Regions from separate parts of the Homo sapiens genome. Here regions 2, 3 and 4 are each linked to region 1. Evidence: read pairs that join two places in POLR2A ChIA-PET (ENCODE). Cell type or tissue: MCF 10A. All regions are shown on one strand. Links, peaks and the distances in the headings refer to the core of each region. The heading gives the core; the rest is flanking DNA.

What was found. Peaks named below come from ENCODE experiments on the same cell type or tissue, not always from the same donor. Only the 100,000 strongest peaks of a DNase experiment are listed, where the experiment ranks them.
Region 2: POLR2A ChIA-PET joins it to region 1 with 12 read pairs; 8 of 35 experiments call an interaction of 5 or more read pairs at or near these places.
Region 3: POLR2A ChIA-PET joins it to region 1 with 188 read pairs; 8 of 35 experiments call an interaction of 5 or more read pairs at or near these places.
Region 4: POLR2A ChIA-PET joins it to region 1 with 43 read pairs; 8 of 35 experiments call an interaction of 5 or more read pairs at or near these places.

The regions. Positions count from the first base shown.
Region 1 is chr4:74,373,821-74,379,452 of GRCh38, forward strand. It overlaps EREG (epiregulin), which reads left to right. Exons shown (of 5, transcript NM_001432.3): 2 at 5,628-5,632. Among named protein-coding and RNA genes, the nearest start is that of EREG, 11 kb to the left of the region's middle. RefSeq lists an enhancer at 358-1,557. In MCF 10A, for the core only: a CTCF peak has its summit at 3,240 (motif pointing right); DNase peaks (open chromatin) are centred at 901, 2,171 and 3,281.
Region 2 is chr4:74,448,187-74,453,462 of GRCh38, forward strand. It overlaps AREG (amphiregulin), which reads left to right. Exons shown (of 6, transcript NM_001657.4): 3 at 861-1,062; 4 at 2,194-2,346; 5 at 4,358-4,469. The coding sequence ends at 4,451. Among named protein-coding and RNA genes, the nearest start is that of AREG, 5.7 kb to the left of the region's middle. In MCF 10A, for the core only: no CTCF peak of the experiment used is centred there; a DNase peak (open chromatin) is centred at 3,155.
Region 3 is chr4:74,441,814-74,447,445 of GRCh38, forward strand. It overlaps AREG (amphiregulin), which reads left to right and starts at 3,323. Exons shown (of 6, transcript NM_001657.4): 1 at 3,323-3,593; 2 at 4,721-4,969. The coding sequence starts at 3,533. RefSeq lists a silencer at 4,590-4,790. In MCF 10A, for the core only: CTCF peaks have their summits at 3,730 and 3,937; DNase peaks (open chromatin) are centred at 3,218 and 3,698.
Region 4 is chr4:74,453,922-74,459,553 of GRCh38, forward strand. It overlaps AREG (amphiregulin), which reads left to right. Exons shown (of 6, transcript NM_001657.4): 6 at 838-1,084. Among named protein-coding and RNA genes, the nearest start is that of AREG, 12 kb to the left of the region's middle. In MCF 10A, for the core only: no CTCF peak of the experiment used is centred there; DNase peaks (open chromatin) are centred at 2,490, 2,610 and 3,240.

The sequences.
Region 1 (5,632 bases), core at 883-4,882:
GTCTTTTCAGTATCTGATGTGATAATGAGTTTTAGAGTTATTTTGACCAAGGTGAAGCAAGAGCTTATCAAATAGTGGAATTAAATTTAAAACAAAAAGACATCCAAAAACAGTGAAGGCATATTCACTCCTTAAAAGCACACAAGATCCAACAAGCCTATTACGTTATAGACAAATTCTAAAATCACAGACTGCCATGGAAGATGGTAGAAAATGAACAGTCTGAGTAGGTTGGCATGTGACCACAGCAAAAGTGTGAACAAAGAGGATTTTGCTATGTGTTTGGGCTGGACAAATGCTATGATTCTGCACAAGTTTGCTTTTCTGGTCTAAATAGCCTAAAAGGTTAAACTGGGAAAATGAGATGCATTTCTTTTATTCTGTAATCTATCTGATTTTAATTTGGATCATTTTTATTTTCTTGATTGTTTTCCAGAATAGTCATTTTACCCTAAGATTTGCAATTATTTTGCTGACTTGGCTTGGTCATCCAGTCACCAAATCCTAGCCTCCTCTGTACTGGCCTCCTTCTGGATGAGCCCTCAGTGCAATCCTTAGGAAGCAAGGTAAATCCAGGCACAATGGCTCAAGCCTGTAATCCTAGCATTTTTGGAGGCCAACATGGGAGGATCATTGAGCCCAGGGATTCGAGGCTGCAGTGAGCAGTGATTGCACCACTGCACTCCAGTCTGGGCAAATGAGTAAGAGCCTCGAAAAACAAAATAAATATAAATAAAAATGAAGCAAGGTCAAAATAAACCGTATGCAATAGGAAGTACATTTTCTACATCTGGCATTTTGTCTGACTGTTGGGCAACCACTTCTTAGTGCTCCAGGGCCCACGACATTTACTGCTATTGCCATTCCTATGATGGCACTCAACCTCTCCCACGCGCGGTCCCCAATATTGTGTAAGGGTGTAGGCTCGGTCCTGACTCACAGGGAAGAGGCGATTTGTATCCTCTGAGTCACTGGCACCACTTCCTGCTGGCACATCTGAGATTTCACTGAAACATAATCTGAAAAATGAAGGCAGAGAGATATATAGGTGAGGTTCACATTCCTAAAACCCATTTGGAAATTTGATAGAAACAATGACCTCTGAATGCATTTCCATTTTTGCAGCTGTATTGTAAAAGAAGCGCCAACTGCCAATTTTGAGTTTACAGATCATCTGTGTTATATCACCTGGCAAGAAATTCCTCTGTATCTTAGTTACCAATGCCACCAGACAAGAAATGCCACCAGATCTGTTTTTTTGACATAGATACTATCTAAAATATTTAGTATCGTAGTGAATTATTTGCTTAGGAAGAATCTACTGTCAAGAATGAAAAAGCCAAATATAGTATTTGAGGTCCAATCATAGAGAAATTATGTTCAAACAACACTAAGGTCATGAAAAGCCTGACATTAAGGAAATATATGCATGCTTTAGCATTTATTCCCTCCCTGTATGACTCATTAAAGTAATGACTAGCGATTCTTTTTTTTTTTTTTTTTTTTTTTTTTTTTTGAGAGGGAGTCTTCCTCTGTCGCCCAGGCTGGAGTGCAGTGGCGCGATCTCCGCTCCCTGCAAGCTCCGCCTCCTGGGTTCAAGCCATTCTCCTGCCTCAGCCGCCTGAGTAGCTGGGACTACAGGCGCCCGCCACCATGCCTGGCTAATTTTTTTTTTTTTTTTTGTATTTTTAATAGAGACGGGGTTTTACCGTGTTAGCCAGGATGGTCTCGATATCCTGACCTCGTGATCCGCACGCCTCGGCCTCCCAAAGTGCTGGGATTACAGGCGTGAGCCACCGCGCCCGGCCTGACCAGCGATTCTTAAGGTTAACAGGATAGTGGATGTAATATTTCTCTGGAGATAGATTTTTTATTCATTGGATCGCATTCACTCTTCTACCCTAGTTTGCAAGTGTTTGGGAGCAGACGCATATTGCAGGAACATTTGAGAACCACTATTTTAAAGCAATAGTGCTGTGCAGATGGACATGACTTAGAATTAATTTTGCTGTTTTCTTGGCCACATCCATCCATGATGGAATTGCAGTTATACACTTTAATTTGAAAGGAACATTTAAAATTATATACGATTCCACCTGTAAAATATCCTGCTGTAGGATTAATGCAGCAAGTCTCACAGAAACTATCCTGAGCGATGGACTGTGTCCAAGGGAGCGTCACGAGTAAGGAAAGTCCAGTCTTTGTGGAGGCACACCCTGGGCTGAACATTCTTTAATTAACAAAGACAAACATTTCACCTGTGGCCTGAACAACTGGAACAAAGTTTCCAACGGTGGAAAAACTAACAACTACTAAAAACCTTTAAAAAAGAAGACTAACAGCAACACTCCAAAGTAAGTTGGATTCTATAATAGTTGCAGGTTGCAATTGGAGGCAATTCCAAGCAGGAAAGGTTAGGCTTTAGTTTATGCAAAGGATAGAGAAACTAGCTTCAAATGTGCATTTTTTTCCCCCTGGCTAGCATTTTCCTGGAGGGAGAATTGGTAATGTCTCCTCCAAAGCTTTCCTCAGTTGAAGAAATATGTAGGAATAGGAATGTCAAGGATGTAAGCACGTGCAACTAAAACTCCAATTTGTACCGAGGAAACTGTATTAGTTAAAGGATTTCATTCTTCAGTAGTGAAAGTATGGTGAAATTATTATTGGGATATAAAACAAAATTGACTTGAATGAGAATCTAGCTTATCCTCCATAAAAAGCTTAGTGAAATAGTTTTCAACTCTGTTCAACTGACAATGAAATCTAGGCTTTAGCTATTTCTTTGTCATTCAACAAAAATATATTTTTTGTAGTTCCACAAGAGCAATTGAAGCAGCATTTATATTGTAGAAAAAGCATGGAGTGGGGAGGGGATAATTCTGAACTTTAAAGACAACAGAATTTTCAAATTGTTGAAGAACAGGAGACTTGATTTCAAAAGATAAATTTGTAACTCTTCTCTTCTGTGGTCACAAGTGATCTTAGACAAGACATTTAATTTAAATACACTGAGGGTATTTGAGACTAATAACTACTTCACAGAATTAAGTGTGAAATTTGATATATGAAGTTATACATTATGATGCTGATGCCGATGTGTAATTTACTTTTCAGAACCCAAAAATATACAATCGGCTTAACAGATACAAGCCTTCTCTAACTGAGAAAAAATAAAATTCTTGTATTACACGAATTAAATCTTTCTTTACAGTACCAAATTACAGAGATAGACAAACTTGTTATAAACCAGAAGAGGGCACTGTCCACATACACTGCTAAAACCAGAGGCTAGAAGTTGAGAGTCAAGGAACATTTATGGGCTGTGACAGCCATTTCAGAAAAAAAAAAAAAAAAACATTAGTTTATTTCACTGTATTCTCCCCAAAAATCTATAAGATAGGAAAAATTAACACCCAGAAAAGTAAATTAATTTTTTTTCAAGATCACGTAGCTCAAGTTTTCCTCACAAGACTGCCTTTCCACCATAATTTGTGGCCTCTATGTTGGGTTAAATACTCTACTTCAATTACAGCTATCATAATTTGTTCTCTGTGATGTCCATTATACTCTAGTATTATTGCCTATTTCCAAATTCTATAAAGTGGCCCATTTAACAATATGTATCCTTGGGAAAAGTTATTTAAACTCTTTATGCTTTAGTTTTCTCTAATGGGGATAATAATAGTATCTTCCTCAAATTGGCCCTGAGAGGACTAAATAATATAATACAGATAAGGTGAATAGGACCATACCTGGTTGTATTAGTTTGTTTTCACACTATTATAAAGGACTTCCCTGAGACTGGGTAATTTATAAAGGAAAGAACTTTAATTGACTCACAGTTCTATATGGCTGGGGAAGTCTCAGGAAACTTATCATGGCCGAAGGCGAAGGGGAAGCAAGCCCCTTTTTCACAAGGTGGCAGGAGAGAGAGGCGGGAAGGAGGAACTTCCAAACACTTATAAAACCATCAGATCTCATGAGAACTCACTCACTATCCTGAGAACAGCATGCAGGAAACTACCCGCATTGATTCAATCACCTCCCTCCTTGGACACATGGGGATTACGGGTCCCTCTCTCAATACATGGGGATTGCAATTCCAGATGAGATGTGGGTGGGGACACAGAGCCAAACTATATCACTGGTACATAGTACATGTTCAAGAGATGGATCGTCCTCTGTCTGAACTGTGAAAGAAATGGAAAGTTGAATATATTTTGTTGCCTTTATGGAGGCATTAATCATCCTTTCATAACAGTTACCACTTACTTAGCTACTTCAACGAAACAGGTTGATTCAAACTCTTCCTGTGCTTACAGAAACTGGATTCTCAGTGTGGTTCATCTGGCATGCCTATTCCTTCTCATATTAGATAGGATATATTCTGATTTTACCTAGATTACATTTACCTAGCTGCCTATCAGTCAAGGAGAATTTTCAGGAGTAGGAAGTCATTCTAGTTATCACGCACCCTAGGCCAATAAGCACCGGAATCCAAACGAAAATGTCCAACCGACTAAACAAAATCACATAGGAGGTATTTATTCTCAAAAGACAACCTTTAGGGTGTAGAAAAAGCAAGCTTAACACACATGTCATTATCCCCCACGGTAGGTATTATTCATTTCTTCAAACAAAATATGTCTAATTTTTTTCAAATCTCAGTTCTGAAATTCGTTATTCCCCAAAGCAATTGCAAGCTGAAGCCATTAATTAATTTAGTGGAGCTTAATTGCTGCTACTACTACTACTACCACCACCATTAGTATTTACTATATAACAGTTACTTAAATAAATTGGAAAGAGTGTTTGAAGTGCAAATACCTAAAGCTTAAACAGAAGCAGCTAAAGCTCTTAACTAAACATCTGTGAAATTACAAGGGTTCTTCTTATGATGATTCCTACACAATTCAGAAAGTACTTGAGTCATTCTTGATATCTATGTTCCAAAATTTTATCTTTTCACTGAATACACATGATGAAACAGCTGATTCAGACTCTTCCTATGCTGATAGAAACTGGATTCTAGGGCTCAGTATGGTTCATCTGGGATGCCTGTTCCTCCTCATATTAGACAAGATATATTCTGATTTTACCTAGCTTTCACTGTATTAATTAAAATCTATACTCATGTGTAATGCAATGCAAAGAGTAACTTAGGTACATAAATCAATAATGAATGTTTCTTAGGTTGAGTTTCTTGTTGTTACTGTAAGTGGAAACCGATTTTTTATTTAGAGCCTTTTTTTGTGATGGGGTCTGATTAGGAGCATTTCTCTGAACACATGATGGAATAAAACAGTGGAAATTCTCCAACTGATGTGCGTCTTAAGAAATCAAACTTCAAAATCAAATCTTTGAAAATGTTACTGTGAAATATTTAGAGCAGGTCAAATCTGTAACCGTGAATGTAATGCCAAGGCTTTTATCCTTCCACAGAATAGCTGGGGGAGTTTGTATTTTCTGTTACATGCCTGTTTCCATGAATTATTTTGTTTTATGGTTTTGATGGACCAAATCTGTGAAACAAAACAACTCTATAAGTACTGCAGTTATGTAGAAATTTGATCAAGATTTCTTTCCTTAACACATTAGTTATATATTCGATTTTTCTTCATAAATAGGTTTC
Region 2 (5,276 bases), core at 881-4,880, 74 kb after region 1:
AATATTTCTCTTAAAGGACTTTTCTGTCTTGTGCTTTTTTATCGTCAGAGAAAAGTTTCAATATAAAAATCGCATAACCACCTCTTAAACATTTGCTACTAATTTTACTTTTGTTAAATGTTATTATAATAAACTGCTAAAATACTCAGTATTTATTTTCCATTTCCTTAATCACAGATATTCTATCTTTGATACCCTAGTTGACCTTCACTATGTTTCTAATGTTTTGTATTGAATGGGTGCTGCATGACCATTATGACTAATGGTATTTTCTCTTTACTGAAATCTGTTTGCTAAATATTCACTTGGATAAACCTCTTCAGACATTAGTGTAACAAAATGCACAGCACTAACATGCAAAGCCATTTGCTATCTTTAGTATGTGGGTAAACTACACCTTGCATAACTGCAAGACTGAACAAAAGTTTCTGTGGATCAGATAAGATAAATCTCTGAAGCACTGAATACAAATATTCCTGGGCTCCTGTTTTCAAATAGATTGACCACGAAAATGAGCTCCATGGAAATTATCAATTTGATTATAATCTGTTGTAATCTGGGTGTTGGAGCATTGTAACATAGAGTAACTCTAATTTATAATTCTCAGTTTTTTCCACCTGCAAGTAGTACTCACTAATTCCCAACTATAATCATGAGTGGACACTACTTTCAGGTAGAAAAAACTGAAAATTATAAATTAGGGTTATGCAGTCCTCTCTAACTTTTATATTGTGTTAGGTAATGAGGCACGCATGGCTGTTACCCCTGTGAGCGCTCACTGCTATGACATCTTTCTCTCATGTCTCTAAAATTATATTCAAGTTTGAGAGACTCTTGTCAATAAATCTTTTCTTTTTTAGTTGAACAGGTAGTTAAGCCCCCCCAAAACAAGACGGAAAGTGAAAATACTTCAGATAAACCCAAAAGAAAGAAAAAGGGAGGCAAAAATGGAAAAAATAGAAGAAACAGAAAGAAGAAAAATCCATGTAATGCAGAATTTCAAAATTTCTGCATTCACGGAGAATGCAAATATATAGAGCACCTGGAAGCAGTAACATGCAAGTAAGTTTTCCTAAAGCATATAGAATTTTGTATTTCTAGCACCATGTCTGAAACCCCTAACTGCAGGAAACCATTTATTTTTCCAATGTATAAACCAAGGGTCAGTAAACTTTTTGTTAAAGCACCAGATAGTAAATATTATAGGCTTAGTGGGCCAAGATTGTTACATGTACTTAAACAACGAATTAAAGTGTAACCATTTAAAAATGTAAAATTGGTGGGTGCAGTGGTTCACACCTGTATTCCCAGCACTTTGGGGGGCCGAGGTGGGCAGATCCCTTGAGCCCAAGAGTTTGAGACCAGCCTGGGCAACATGGGGTGAAACCCCATCTCTACAAAAAATACAAAAAAGTTTAGCTGAGTACAATGGTGACAGCCTGTAGTCCCAGCAGTCTGGGAGGCTGAGGTAGCAGAATTAATTGCTTGAGCTCAGGAGGTTGAGACTGCAGTGAGCCGTGATCGCACCACTACACTCCAGCCTGGGAGACAGAGCGAGGCCCTGTCTCAAAACAAAACAAAACAAAAATGTAAAAACTATTCTTAGCTTGCAGGTTGTTTAACAAAACAAAAAAGCAGCAAATGGCTGGATTTGATCCATGGGCTGTAGTTTCCTGACCCCTGGTATAAACCATTATTTTTTGTGCATGCTCCTGCTTGCTCTCTCTCTCTCTCTCTCTCTCTCTCTTTCTTTCTATATATATATGTATGTGTGTGTGTATGCATTTTTTAAAAACTCCTTTAAAAAAGGACCTAAAGGTAATTTTTGCATAATCTTTCACATTGTTTTAACCTCCTCCCCGCTTACCTCCCACAAGCAGCTAGCACATTAAATAATATTGGAATGTATCAACTGCATAACAAATCACTGAACTCATCAGTTGGTCATAAAAGAAACACAAAGAATGACAAGGCGTGTCTTCTTGAACTATCACACCCAAACTAATCTCAACTTGTTCTTATACTAATAGATCCTTAGTTAGAATGCATTCTGTGTCTCATTATTTAAAATACGAGTATATGGCATAACTTTTTTAATGTTGGAATTAAATGGTTCTTTATGATCTGGAGAATAAGCTTAAAACACACCGCACGTTTTTGTGATTATAATTTTTAAATGTGAATTGCTTGCAGATGTCAGCAAGAATATTTCGGTGAACGGTGTGGGGAAAAGTCCATGAAAACTCACAGCATGATTGACAGTAGTTTATCAAAAATTGCATTAGCAGCCATAGCTGCCTTTATGTCTGCTGTGATCCTCACAGCTGTTGCTGTTATTACAGTCCAGTAAGTATGACATAACTTACAAATTCTTAATAAAATAATGGGAGGTTAATTTTTTCAGTATTTCTCTCATACTCTACTCTGGTATTTTAGATGAATTATTATATTGTCACTTGATCTTTGGTTTATATTTTTATATTTTATTGACAAATATCACAGAAAGTGGTCAATGTTTATGACTTGTGGCCACCATTGAAATTTAACATGTAAAGCCCTTTTATAGAAGATCTAGAAATTTTTTGAACTTAAGTAATTGAAGGTTTTATTTCATGTTATTTTTCTACTCATGGTTACTTTAGAATCTCAGAAAATATTTATATCTACTGTGAAATCCTATGCTTCATCAAGCCTCAGGAGCTAATTAAGACCTGTTTATAGGAGGTTCGTAGTATCAGACATACTGCTTTGATACTAAAAACGACAAAGAACTACAAATCATCAGCAGTAAAGAATAGATATGTTTTCTGCTCATATTAGAATGCAAAATTCTGAGTTAGGAATATTATAACATGGTACTAATTTACTTAGAGCTTATGCTTATTTTGTTACTATCGAATATGAGAACTCAATTATTAAAAATAAATTTCCATCATAAGACATGGCATAGCAAGCAAGGACAATTCTATTACTGTTTCACTCCAGCGTATCTTCCCTGTGCTCATAATAACAGATCACACACTTCACTTCATGGCCAGTAAATGTTAGGACTAGACTGTCCCAGGTAGTAGGCACTGATGGGTGCATCAAAATGGCATTGTCTGTCAAACAGAAGTCACTGAATAAGGGAAGTTGGGGGAGGACATGAATGGCTCTGTGATGACTCATGTGCTACTAGAGCTTGGGAAAAGCAAGGGACTCATTCTTCTAATTTTAGGTCTTGGTAAATAACTTTAACAGCTATCCACTTGTGTACATGATCTACCACGACTACCATTCAGGAAACAAGGGGTTATCTTCTGCCATTGTTGACAATTATTTTAAATTTAGATGAGATCATCATAACATGACACATAAAAATTGTTTCATCATGCATATCAAGTTTGATATGTAGCTTAAATTTATTTTGCACACACTAGAATTTGTCCTGGTTTTCTAGTACCTCAAGGCAGATATGCAAAGGTGTTTAGGAGACATACTCTCAGACAAACCATTATTATTTTAAAGGATAGAACAAAACAATCGCTAGTTAAGGAAGATGTTTTGTAATAATTAAACTTGTAATTATTTGACTTGAAATATTTAATCATTTTTTGGGAAAGAATGGATAGATTTTGTTAATGTTAGCACTCTTAAAATTAAGCAGTGGCTTTTTTCCCCGTGTCTCCCATATTCTCCTTGTGTTTGAAACATAAAACAAACACTAAACCTAAGCAAAAGTTGCTGGGTTTGTTTTCATAATTGAGGTGAGTTTTTCCCTCAACTATTACAATAAAAGAAAACTTTTTATGATTTTAATGATAATGTTTTGTGGTGGGTTAAAGACCTCCTAACAACAGGGGGTTTTTATACAACAACAAGAAGTTTTTAAATAATTGAGTTTTTAAAGTGGAAAGCAGCAGTAAATTAAACTAGAAGGATATATTTTATACCTAGAAATAAATAAAGCTCAACTTGTTTTGTAAGCCTGTTTCAAAAATATTTAATCATTTAATTTGTGCAAGTATAGAGTTCTCCTATGGCAAAACTATACCATCATCTTCTCCAATTGTGCATGGCAGCTGTACTAAGTTCTGCAAAAACAAGACATATGGATGTGTTTCATACCTTCTCAGAATTGGTATATCAAGACACATTTAAATATAAGCCCTCTGGAAATGGATTTATATACAGTCAACATAAATACCCCCTTAGAAATTGGTAATATTTTATAGCCAGGTTTAGGTTTAGTGTCAAGTATAGTGATTGCTGGTCTATCACTACTCATGAAGTGGAACCCCCTCTACTCATAAAAACCCCAATCAAACATATAGATGAATAGAACCTTGATAACATTAGAATGCCTTGTTCTCTGAAGGCTTAGAAGACAATACGTCAGGAAATATGAAGGAGAAGCTGAGGAACGAAAGAAACTTCGACAAGAGAATGGAAATGTACATGCTATAGCATAACTGAAGATAAAATTACAGGTTTGAGTTTTAAAATATATCTTTAGATCATATCCTATAATTTTGAAAAATTTAACACTATATAATCTCAAGAAAAATATGGAATGTGTTCTTAATTATATATACACTATGAACAATGGCTATGTTAAAGTATTATTCTTTGAGTATAAGATGGAATTCAATGTTGAGAATAGACTACGTGTTTAATAAGTATTATTAGGGATATAAATATAAGAGACACTGGTCCAGTTCTCAAAGAAGTTATTGTTTAGTAGATAGGAAAAAAATGTAAGAAACCAGAATACTAGGGATGTAAAATAAATGTCATGAGAAAGGAACCAATGGAGTATGAGAAGTTTCCAGTGAAAAACAGAAAGAATCCAGTAGAATTTATTTAGGGAAGAGGAAAAGATGTGTTCGGGGTGGCCTTGGAAGTGAACGTTGAAGGACTAGTGAGATTGGTTCAAGAAACTGTGAAGGGAAAGAAAGGGTTATACTGAGAAATGGAAGAGATAATTTTAGAAACTTGTGAAAAATGGCTTAATCTAAATGAGTGTTAGGGGAGATACAGTTGTGATGATAGGTTGAGCTCACATGGTGGAGAGCCACAGTTGCGGGTGCTTGCACTGATAATGTGAGGGCATGGAGACAGACAATAGGTTGAATGCTCTTTTTTTACAAAAGGAAGTAGAAAGGGAGGGGGATGTAAATTTGATAAATAGGTTGGTGAAAACTTATATTTTCTTGTAAAGAGAGAGAACTGAGCATGTTGTAGGTATAAGGTAAAAAGGCGTGAAGAGGAATATTTCGTTGATAATGAAAGTGAGC
Region 3 (5,632 bases), core at 1,035-5,034, 68 kb after region 1:
TAAAATAAAATGAACATTATATATATATCTAAATGGAGCTAGTGCATTTATTAATAATATAGGGAATGTTGCTTATACATTGGAGGATTTCTTAATTCTGGTTTGGAGGTTTGCGTGTTGACTCATAAAAGTAACTGTGATGCAATACTTACTCACTATAGGACTATCTATAAAAATTCAATATCAATTATATGAACATGATTGTACTTTTGGTTTTATAGTACATCTTTCAGCAGAGCCAAAGTGAAATCATTTCACTATTCATATGAAATATCAGGACTCATGGAGTAGGCATCAAACTGAGTGGTTAGGAGCATTTGCTCTTAGGGCTGCCCTTAACCTATACATAGATTAAGGGACCATCAATTTATCATGATAAAAAAGGGCTGCTACTCAAACTTTTTGAAATTGTTCCCCTTTGTCTCTGCCTAGCATGCAGAATGTTGAATGTAAAGAATCCTACATTTACACAGGGTTGGTTTCCAACTCATGCATATATTCCAGAATGCCATGACACATCAATAGGTGCTGCAATGTGATGTGGTTGTGACGACGCTCCATGCTGCCCAATGATGCACCATAAAATACCCAAAATGGTTAGTCTTAATGTGAAGTAAATACTAAGTTCATGGATTGAAAATATTGAAGATTACTTCACTTGCTCTGTAGCTCCATTTATAAGAGTCCTTCAGTTCTTAAATATGATTTACATAGTGTAACTATCATAATATCAAGGGTATTCATGATAGTTGCCATTTATTGAGCACTCACTCTATGCTAGGATCTGGTATTGTTCATGTATCTTATCCATTTGATCTGCTTAAAAGCATGTAGTTATCTTTATTTTTTATTTTCAGATGAGGAATCTGAATCTTTCAAATATTAAGTAACTTAGTATGTGCTGGAATTTGTATATGAAAACCCACATTGGTTTGAATCTAAAGCTCATCCAAAGCACTAAGCTATGCTGTCCCCATGATCTAGGTTATGTGCCTAGATCATGTAAATGTTCACCCTATAAATTTCCAACTGGAAAAAGACTAAGCAATTTCCAATATAAACAGTCCACTTTCCCAAAAGTGAAACATTTCTGATGACTGATCTGCACAATGTGTTTTCATCTCAATAAGAAGAGTAAGAAAATGGAAAGTATTGCATATGTTAAATAGCTTGATTTAACCTCATTGTATACATATATCAAAACATCATGTCATATACTACAAATATGAAGTTACTTGTCAATCAAAAAAAAAAAGAAGAAAAGAGAAGAACAGGCCTAGAACAGAAATGAAGCCTATGGGAGCATAAAGGTGCAACAGTGTAGACCAACTGCGTGAGCTCCAAACAAAGTCTCCAAAAGAATCTTTTGAAATCTTTGGGCAAGTCTCTCAATCTCTCTGAATCACAATTGCCTCATCCACCAGAACAGATAACAGTGCAGGCCCCTACTTCACTTTGGAATGGGCATGACACTTTTCTAGCCTTATTTCCCATACTTGGTCATACCCTCACATCAGGTCTTTATTCCATGTAAAAGATTTGCTGGGAAGGCCTTTGAGGGGCCTCTTCATCTTTCCACAGAGCTTTCCATTAAACAGAGGCAAAATTAAACCATGTCCTTTTTTTCCATGGCACTCTGAACCCTTCTCATCATGTGATCTATTAGAATTACTTATCTATGTATCTGGCCCACACCACTGAGCTCCTGGTGAACCTATACTGCTCCCCTTCATAAAATATAAAGCAGGTGGCTCACACAAAATACACTCTCAACAAATGTGGAATAGAAGGCATGATTCATGATTATTTCATTCTACTAAATGCATGATATTATTTGGACTACGCACTGTGATATACCATTAAAAATAAGTGATTTTTAAAAAAAAATTTCCAGAATTAGGACAGATGCACTGTGACTCACGTTATTATTATTATTATTATTATTATTATTATTATTATTATTATTTTGAGTCGGAGTCTTGCTCTATCACCCATGATGGAGTACAGTGGCATGACCTTGGCTCACTGCAACGTCTGCCTCCCGGGTTCAAGGGAGTCTCCTGCCTCAGCCCACCCGAGTAGCTGGGACTACAGGCGCGCGCCATCACGCCCAGCTAATTTCCTTTGTATTTTTAGTAAAGATGGGGTTTTGCCATCTTGGCCAGGCTGCTCTCGAACTCCTGACCTCAGGTGATCCACCCGCCTCGGCTTCCCAAAGTGCTGGGATTACAGGCATGAGCCACTGCGCCTGGCCTGACCTACATTCTTAAAAGGGCTGTGTTACTGAAACAATCAGGAAAGAATCATATCTCCAGGTGAAGGAAAATGAACAATGCTTTTTCTCTTCCTCAAGTCAAGAAAAATCCAGTTCTTTAGTTGACAGTACATCCAAGTTAGTCAAATTAAGTAGCTTCCTGTCTCCGCTTCATTTTATCTACTTGTCATGATTAAATATCCTACTAGGTTGTAAGTGGGCCCTCAACGCTGACCTTTTTATCTTGGGATTTGAGAGGCACAGTCTAGAGCACTACTCTTCACCTAAATGCCAGTATGCCACCAGTAGAAATTATCCTTTAGGCTAAATATTGTTCTTCCCAGAAACCCTCTTTTCAAGGATCAGTTTAAACCTAAATTCATCAGAGAGGAAAACAGCAGATTTCAGAGTCAGATGAAGAATTCATATCCACCTGGCTTTGAACATTATCGGCTGTGAGATGGTGTAGGTAAAATTTTAAGTGCATAATTTGGCAATAATAAATCATCAATAAATATTAATGTTGATGAGGCCCCTGGGCCACATAAAGAAATAGGGAGTGAGGGGATTTGAAATTCTGGCCACTTCACAGAAATGGGTGGGAAGGGGCTCTTGATTGAGATAGAAGCCCATCCTACATGAAGCAATTCCTCATTGAGTTCTCTCGTCCTTTATCCTTGTTGGAAACATCAGGCAAAGTCACTCTTGGTCTTAAAGTACTTTTACATCTAAATACGGAACTCTTCTATTTAATCCCTGTCTGTTGTAGATGTTAAGTATACAAAGAGGTTGTCAGAGTTTGAAACATCTGGACTTCTGTCAGGTACTAGCTCCGGAACTCCAGTCCTGCTCGCCCTCAAAAACGGCTTGCAGCTAGAGGTTTAAGTTCCACTTCCTCTCAGCGAATCCTTACGCACGAGGGAGGCGGGGCGTGTGTCCTCCGCGCGTGGTTTTCGGGTAGCACCTTCTGGGGCGCCGCCTGCCTCCACCCACGGCCGGGCCTTGACGTCATGGGCTGCGGCCCCCTCCCGGCTGAGCCTATAAAGCGGCAGGTGCGCGCCGCCCTACAGACGTTCGCACACCTGGGTGCCAGCGCCCCAGAGGTCCCGGGACAGCCCGAGGCGCCGCGCCCGCCGCCCCGAGCTCCCCAAGCCTTCGAGAGCGGCGCACACTCCCGGTCTCCACTCGCTCTTCCAACACCCGCTCGTTTTGGCGGCAGCTCGTGTCCCAGAGACCGAGTTGCCCCAGAGACCGAGACGCCGCCGCTGCGAAGGACCAATGAGAGCCCCGCTGCTACCGCCGGCGCCGGTGGTGCTGTCGCTCTTGATACTCGGCTCAGGTGAGGATTCACCGGCGCTGAACTGCTGGGCTCTCCTCCCATGGCAGGTTTTGCCTCTTGAGTTTGGCTCTTGCTTCTCTAAAAATCGCCCTTTAGTTCCCCCGACCCTGCGCCGCAGGAGGTGATCACTGTAGCTCCCTCCCTAGGAGGAAAAGAGAAGGGCAGATGTCTCAAACGTCCAGGACAAGGTGTCCCAGAGAATCGCTGTACTTTTTCTTTAGTTCAGCTGAGAAGACGGGAGAGATCATTTGAACCTAACCCTTCGTTTCACAGATTAAAAGATTAAAAAGACCAAGATCTAGAGAGGTGAAGTGATTTCCGCAGATATTGGACCCAGCAGTGTTTGCTGCCTCCTGCCTAATTCTCCATCTCTGTCTAGTGATTTCTTCTTTACCTTCCTAGAGGGACTTAGAGTATCCCGGCGAGAGGTTAAAAGCACCACTCTGATGCTGTTTTATTGAGACCTAAGAAAAAGCAAGATAAAGCAGTGGCTTAACTCTGGGCCCCAAATCTTACTTAGTACTCAGTTTATTGTCTATGTAGTAATAATAATAATGATAATGAAAAATGACAATAATAATCGATATAATTAACCACTGTTTATATTATTTTAAAAGATTATCTTTTAAAAATATCTTTTAAAAATATGAACACATCTTTTAAAAATATGAACACATCTTTTAAAAATATCTTTTAAAAATATGAACACATCTGAAGAAAATCTGATATTTGTATCTAAAACCTACCGAAATAGGCCAGGATGGCATTCTAGCAAAAAAAGAAATGCATTTGGAATGTGAAGTGATGGGAATTTTTAGACATTACCCATCAAGTAATTGTATTAGATTAATTTGCCAATTTGGCGGGATTTTTTTGATGTGGAAATTAATGTGGATTATCTGTGGAAAAGAAAAACTTCAGAAAAGCACTTCTGTAATTGGGACAGCTGAATTTGCTTGCTGGCAAAAATGTAAAGTTTCTTTCATAGAAATGACTCAATCACAAACAATAGCACATGTGCAATAACTGCTTTGATGTCAAAAGATAAACTTTTCTACCTAACACAGCTGACTCGAAAGGCACCCTACTTTACCTTTTCTTTTCTTCCTTTATTCCCTCCCCTGCAGGCCATTATGCTGCTGGATTGGACCTCAATGACACCTACTCTGGGAAGCGTGAACCATTTTCTGGGGACCACAGTGCTGATGGATTTGAGGTTACCTCAAGAAGTGAGATGTCTTCAGGGAGTGAGATTTCCCCTGTGAGTGAAATGCCTTCTAGTAGTGAACCGTCCTCGGGAGCCGACTATGACTACTCAGAAGAGTATGATAACGAACCACAAATACCTGGCTATATTGTCGATGATTCAGTCAGAGGTGAGTAGGGGATAAAGCAAAAATATGGCCTGTGAGATGTGGGTTTATATGAGCAAAGCTGCTTCAGAAGTAAAGCTGCTCCCCAGATTTTCTAGTGGCTTTATTGTATATCTGTTGGATAGCCCCTAGGTAAACTGTGACAAAAAGAACCATAATGTGGGCACATCCTATATGGCCAGAGTGATCATAAATGGTGTATGTCTCATTTTTAAACCTAATCTTCACAATGACTTTAAGTAGGAATTGTTATCCTCATTTTACAGATGTGATAACTGAAGCCGAAAAAGGTTTTGCTCTAGGTTCTACAGGTGACAAGCAGATGAGCTAGAATTAGAGCTCCAGTCTGTTTGATTCTATGCAGAAGAGACACTAAGCTCTTTCCCACTATGCTACATGACCCCCATTCTGAGAGACAAATTTAGACATTAACCATTCCTATCTACTTTGTATCTTAGCTTTTGTATCCCCTTCCCCAACACCACCCTTCCCCAGATAACTGCATTTTAACACAAATAAGGGGACAAGGAAGTAATGGGACAGGAGGCATTAGACTTTAGCGTTTAAGTACTAGGTGATGAGAAGCTGATGGAATAATAATAATAATGCCATCTGGAAATATTAAAGAAGGGTGAATATACTTAGATTTTGTATTGCTAAAATCAC
Region 4 (5,632 bases), core at 316-4,315, 80 kb after region 1:
AAAAAAAAAAAAAAAAAGAATTACTTGAGATGCTTGTTGAATATGCATATTCCTAAGCCCAGCCCTAAATCTACTGAATCAGAATTCTATTTTTAATGTACACTCCAGATGGTTCTGATACTTGAACAACGCTATATTTAGCATTGGTTAAGTACAGATATTTTGTTTTTAGCCTATTGCAGAATTAGCTCAATAATTCATAAAATGGGTAATTATTCATACCAATGCTAAACTCAGTATTTATTACATCAAAATTTTTAATGTATTGGCTAATTTTGGTAAAGCTAAGACCACCAGTGTGAATAAGGATGGATTTTTGGTTATTTGCCACTGAGATTTTTTAGCATAGATCCCAGAATTATTTTAGGAAAAAGAATATGCTGTGCTAGCACATAGTGGGTGCCTATTAACTGGTAGTTACTATTATTATGCCCTTGGTACTAATTTTCCTAAATTAACTATATATCATAAATATGCTGAGACAGTTAATCTTTGATTTTAATTATGTCCACTGCATAGATTTGGTTAGGAAAACTATTTCTCATGACTGCTGTTGCATTTTTATTAAGCAGAATTTGATGCAACAGATTTGAGCATATGTGGACTTCTACTGAACTAGGTGTATAATCAAAGCAAGTGTGAAAGAGGAACTCAAGCCGAAGTAAGAGTTGGTCTCTGAAAAATCTTAGCATTTCTCAAACGATGTACTAGAAAACAACTGACAGAAATTCTGATTCCTGATTATGCTTTAAAGTTTCTTAAAGCTCTGCTGGAATTGAGCTTATCTGTAACATTTTGTTTTATTTTATTATTTTATTTTATTTTATTTTCTCACAGGATATCACATTGGAGTCACTGCCAAGTCATAGCCATAAATGATGAGTCGGTCCTCTTTCCAGTGGATCATAAGACAATGGACCCTTTTTGTTATGATGGTTTTAAACTTTCAATTGTCACTTTTTATGCTATTTCTGTATATAAAGGTGCACGAAGGTAAAAAGTATTTTTTCAAGTTGTAAATAATTTATTTAATATTTAATGGAAGTGTATTTATTTTACAGCTCATTAAACTTTTTTAACCAAACAGATTGAGAGTTTGAATATTAGTTCTGATATTGCAAGACTCCAGTGTACTTTTCTCCTAACAGTTGGTTGATCATTTAAAAAGGCTTTTCTCTCTCTTTTTACTGTCTTTATGTTGATTTTTAAAACTCATTTTTTATTAGATGACATTCTTCATGGGAGAATTATAATCTAGAGTCACATAGTTCTCCCACAAACATGAGTGTTTATAATAATAATCCCAAATTGGTCTTACTTATCCAATGTAGAACTTATACCAAGTGCTGTTAATTATAAAAGCATCTAGAATCAAGATAAGGTGCTACCTCTCTGTTACAGTGCACCTAGATTATTATAAAAGAAAGCAAACTCACTGCCCATCACTATGACCATCATAGACAATGAGAGAAAAATAAGTTTGAATATTACAAGAGTGACATTTTAAGAGAACTAGGAAGTATTTACATTTGAGACTTCTTTCCCTAATATCAAGACATGAATGTATGAGGTATCTAAAACCCACTCCTTCTTTCCCTCCTCTTGTTACTATTTTCTTACAGTATTGTATTTTAAACAAATGTGTGTGTATTGGTGGTGGATGCTCTTTCAAGAACGCTAAGGTTACGGGATGCCTCGCAGTTTGATGTCTGGCTGATGAACTAAGTTGCCTACTTACAAAACAAAACAACCTTTATGATATGTGTATGGGGAATATTACCAGCAATCATCTCACGGAAGAGAAATTCATGAATGAAAGGTGCATTAAGCATCAACACCTTCATATGTCTCTGGCATATTATCCACCAGATCCTTGCCCAGTGATCATCTAACCAATGAGCTCCCAGCCTCAGCTATACCTTATCACTACTTGAAAAGTTTTAAATGTCTAAGCTCCTAGACTCCCCTCCCAGAGCCTCCCATTTCAATGGACTAGAGTGAGTTGTTGGTATTAACATTTTTAAAAGATCCCTAGATATTTCCTATATGCAACTAGTGTTGAGCCTCATCCTAGTTCACTAAATATTTATTGCAGGTGATTCAAGTATAGTGTAAGACAGAAAAGCTCTGCCTTCAAGACATTTACCACCTAGTTAGCAGGAGGTGGTATGTTTTCTCAATGCAGTGCAGTAAATAACTGGCTGAGGTGTGCAGCAGGAATCCCTAGGATAGCTCCCAGGAAGCTATCACCTAGCTCAGCCTGAATGAGTCAGGGAGGGCTTCCTGGAGAGATGCTACCTGAAACTTTTTTGAAGGATGAATAGGAGTTATGGAAACGAGATTGTTATAGGCATAAGCAAAATTACAAAATCACCAAACAATATGACCTGAAAGAGAAAATACAGAAAATCATTCAGTATCAACCTATGAAGTCAAAAGAGGATCTAAGGAAGCTGGGTGGTGAGGGCAGGGTCACACTGTAGGCCATGGAAAGCAATGGGAAATCAGGGTACAAACTTGATCAGATTTGCATTCCAGATAGGTCATCAGACCACAGTGCTGGGGAGGGATTTTAGCCAAGCCAAAGGTCAGAAGATAGGCTTAGAAGCAATTGAGCTATTCCAGGTGGGATGTAAAGAACATCTGAAGCTAAGAAGGGAAACTTTTGATTTGAAGTTTTATAAAAACACAAAAACGTAGCAGGGGGCAATGAAGTGCACCTGTAGTCTTAGCTACTTGCCAGGCTGAGTCGGGTGGAAAGCTTGAGCCCAGGAGTTCAAGGCTGTAGTGTGTTATGATCACACCTGTGAATAGCTACTGCACTCCAGCCTTGGAAACATTGCAAGACCTCATATCTGAAAAAAGCAAAACAAACAAAAACAACAACAAAAAAAGATTATTTATTATAGAAACAAAGCTGAAAGTAATGAGATAATGGAAGAAGAGAATAAATCTGGGATCACTCTCAGATTCCTGGCTTCAATGGCTAGGTGGCTGGTGAAATGATTTAAAGTAAGGAATCCTTGAACTGGCTTGTTCTATATTTTAGAAGGGAAACATAGCTTTTCACTTATTGACTGAAGAATGGCTCTTCTCTATTTTGTAAAGTCATCGTTTTAAATTTGTAACAGATTTACGAGGAAATAACTATCAGCCTGGCCAGTTAGTCAACTGAATCAACCCTGATCCTTACCTCACATGTGAGACTGAACATAGGGAAGAAAAAGAGAAGGCCTACAAGTGTGATAATGAATTCTGCTTTGGATCGGTGGAGTTTGAGGTGCTGGAAGGCATCCAGTAAGCAGTTAGATACACAAGAAGTTCATGGAGAAAAAAAAACTTGTAGATTGAGAGTTATCAAAATATATTTGGTAACAAAAGCCACGTAAGCGCTCAAGATTACCAAAGGAGGCTATAATAAGTCAGAAGAAATATGTGTGTTGACAATTTTTGCCAGTGGTCACCACTGTGAAGGTTCTAGGCTTGCTATCCCATATACTTTTCTAGCCCTTAAAACAAAAGTTTATGAAGTCATTACAGTGGAGTAGAAGGGAAAACACTATTACCTTAAAAATAATAATAAATCTCAAATTTATTGAGTAGTTTGGTATCCCATAGACTCTTCTAAGTGCTTTACAAGTGGTAACTCATCTACTTTTTTAGAGGCTAGATACATTTTATAAATAAGTAAAGTGAGGCTCAGAGAGATTAAGAAACTTGACCACGGTCACATAGCTAATAAATGACAGTGTCAGGTCTCTGGCTACAGAGTTGGTCCACTTAGACTCCTCTCTCTACTCCTCCTATAGTCAAGGTGTTTGTTTTGGGTTTGGAGAATTCTATATGTATGTTCGTTTAGCATGGTTTTGACTGCCATTCATTTATAAAATATTTAAATAGCTGGTTTATCTCTTTAAGACCCAAATAAGGTGGTATTGTATTTTATGTACCTGTGCTATAGCCACAAAATTTCCTCATCATCTCCTAAAATACAACTGAGCTCTTACTTATGTGCACACACAGAATGAAAAACAGAGACAATGATATATCAACCAAATAAATATTGGAATTAAAGCTGGATACTGCTCATTAGCCACCCCACTTTCTGAAAAGGCTGTTTTTTAATTGGTTAGATATCATCTACATATGTGTGTTTTGCTTAAGTTAAAGGCAATTTATGAAATGCTGGTTAGGTTAGACTACAACATTCCTTCTTGGAGGCAAACTCAATTAATTCCAGGATGTGATAAATAACATTCAGTTTTTCATTTTCCCCTGTTCATGATCTCAGAAGCTAAAAGTCTGGAGTCAAAGTTAATTTTAGATGACTAGGCAGGTTAAATGAGTGTGTATCAACAACCTTTGTTTTCTCTTCCCTGGGTATCTCCAGCACTGTGGCACTTTGGGAGAGGAGCATGCTATTATCATAGCCAGGTCCTCAAGAGATCCTCATTTTGTGAATTTATCTCAGAGAACAGCAAAATATTTTCCTTATTTGTCTGTATTGTGCCCAAGCTTAGGTGCTTATTTTGTATATGAAAAAACCTACTTAGTAGCTTAAGAATCATAAAATTCTGCCTAAGCCTATTATTTCAGCTGAACTAATTCTTTCTCCCAGATAACTTTATCCCCTCGTCTTTTTGCCCCCAGGTTAGGTAAAATTATCCTGTTATATACTCTCATAACACTTACTAACTTTCAATTCAATGATTATTTGTATAATTCTTTATTTAATATCTTATTCCCCCACTGGTCTATAAGCTCCCAAGGGCAGGGACTGTCTTTTTTACTGCTCAATAAATATATGTTGATTGAAGAAGGAATGATTAGAGGCCTTTCAATATGATTTCTTTTTATAATTGTCATGACAGAAAGTGTTTTGCAACTGGGAGAAGTGTATGGGTTTGAAGTCCTACATAATGTGTCTACTCACTAGCAAAAACCCTTTTATGGGTTATAAAGTGACAGTAATAACTTCTCAATGGATGTAATTCCCACTTTATTTAAGAGTGTGTAAAAATTATACTCAAAATTTTCAGTTTTCATGGCCCTCACTTGGCTGTTCCTTTCAGGGGAAGTTTCTTTTGTTTGAAATTGCTTCTGATGTTAGATCCTCCTTCCTTCTTCATTTTTTTTCTTCGAAACAGTAGGACTTATTTCTCTTATCTAGTGATAATTTTGGTTCCTTTGTGTCCAAATCTCTCCCTATTCTTTCTTCCTTTATACCCTTCCTAGCCTCGGGTATCTTCTATTTTTACTTATTACTTCTATGAGATCAACTATTTTAAAGCTTCCACATATGAGTAAGAACACATGGCAGTTAATTTTCTGGTCCTGGCTTATTTCATGTAACATAATATCCTCCAGTTTCATTCTTGTTGCTGTGAATGGCAGGATTTCATTCTTCTTCTTGGCTGAATAGTTTTCCGTTGTGTATATACACCACAGTTTTAAATCCATTCCTATGTTTTGGCCACTTGGGTTAATTCCATATCTTGGCTACTGTGAATAGTACTGCAATAAACATGCAATAAACACGGGGATGGAGATATCTCTTTGATATCCTGATTGCCTTTCCTTTGTATAAATGCCCAGTAGTAGGATTGCTGGATCACATGGTAGTTCTATTTGT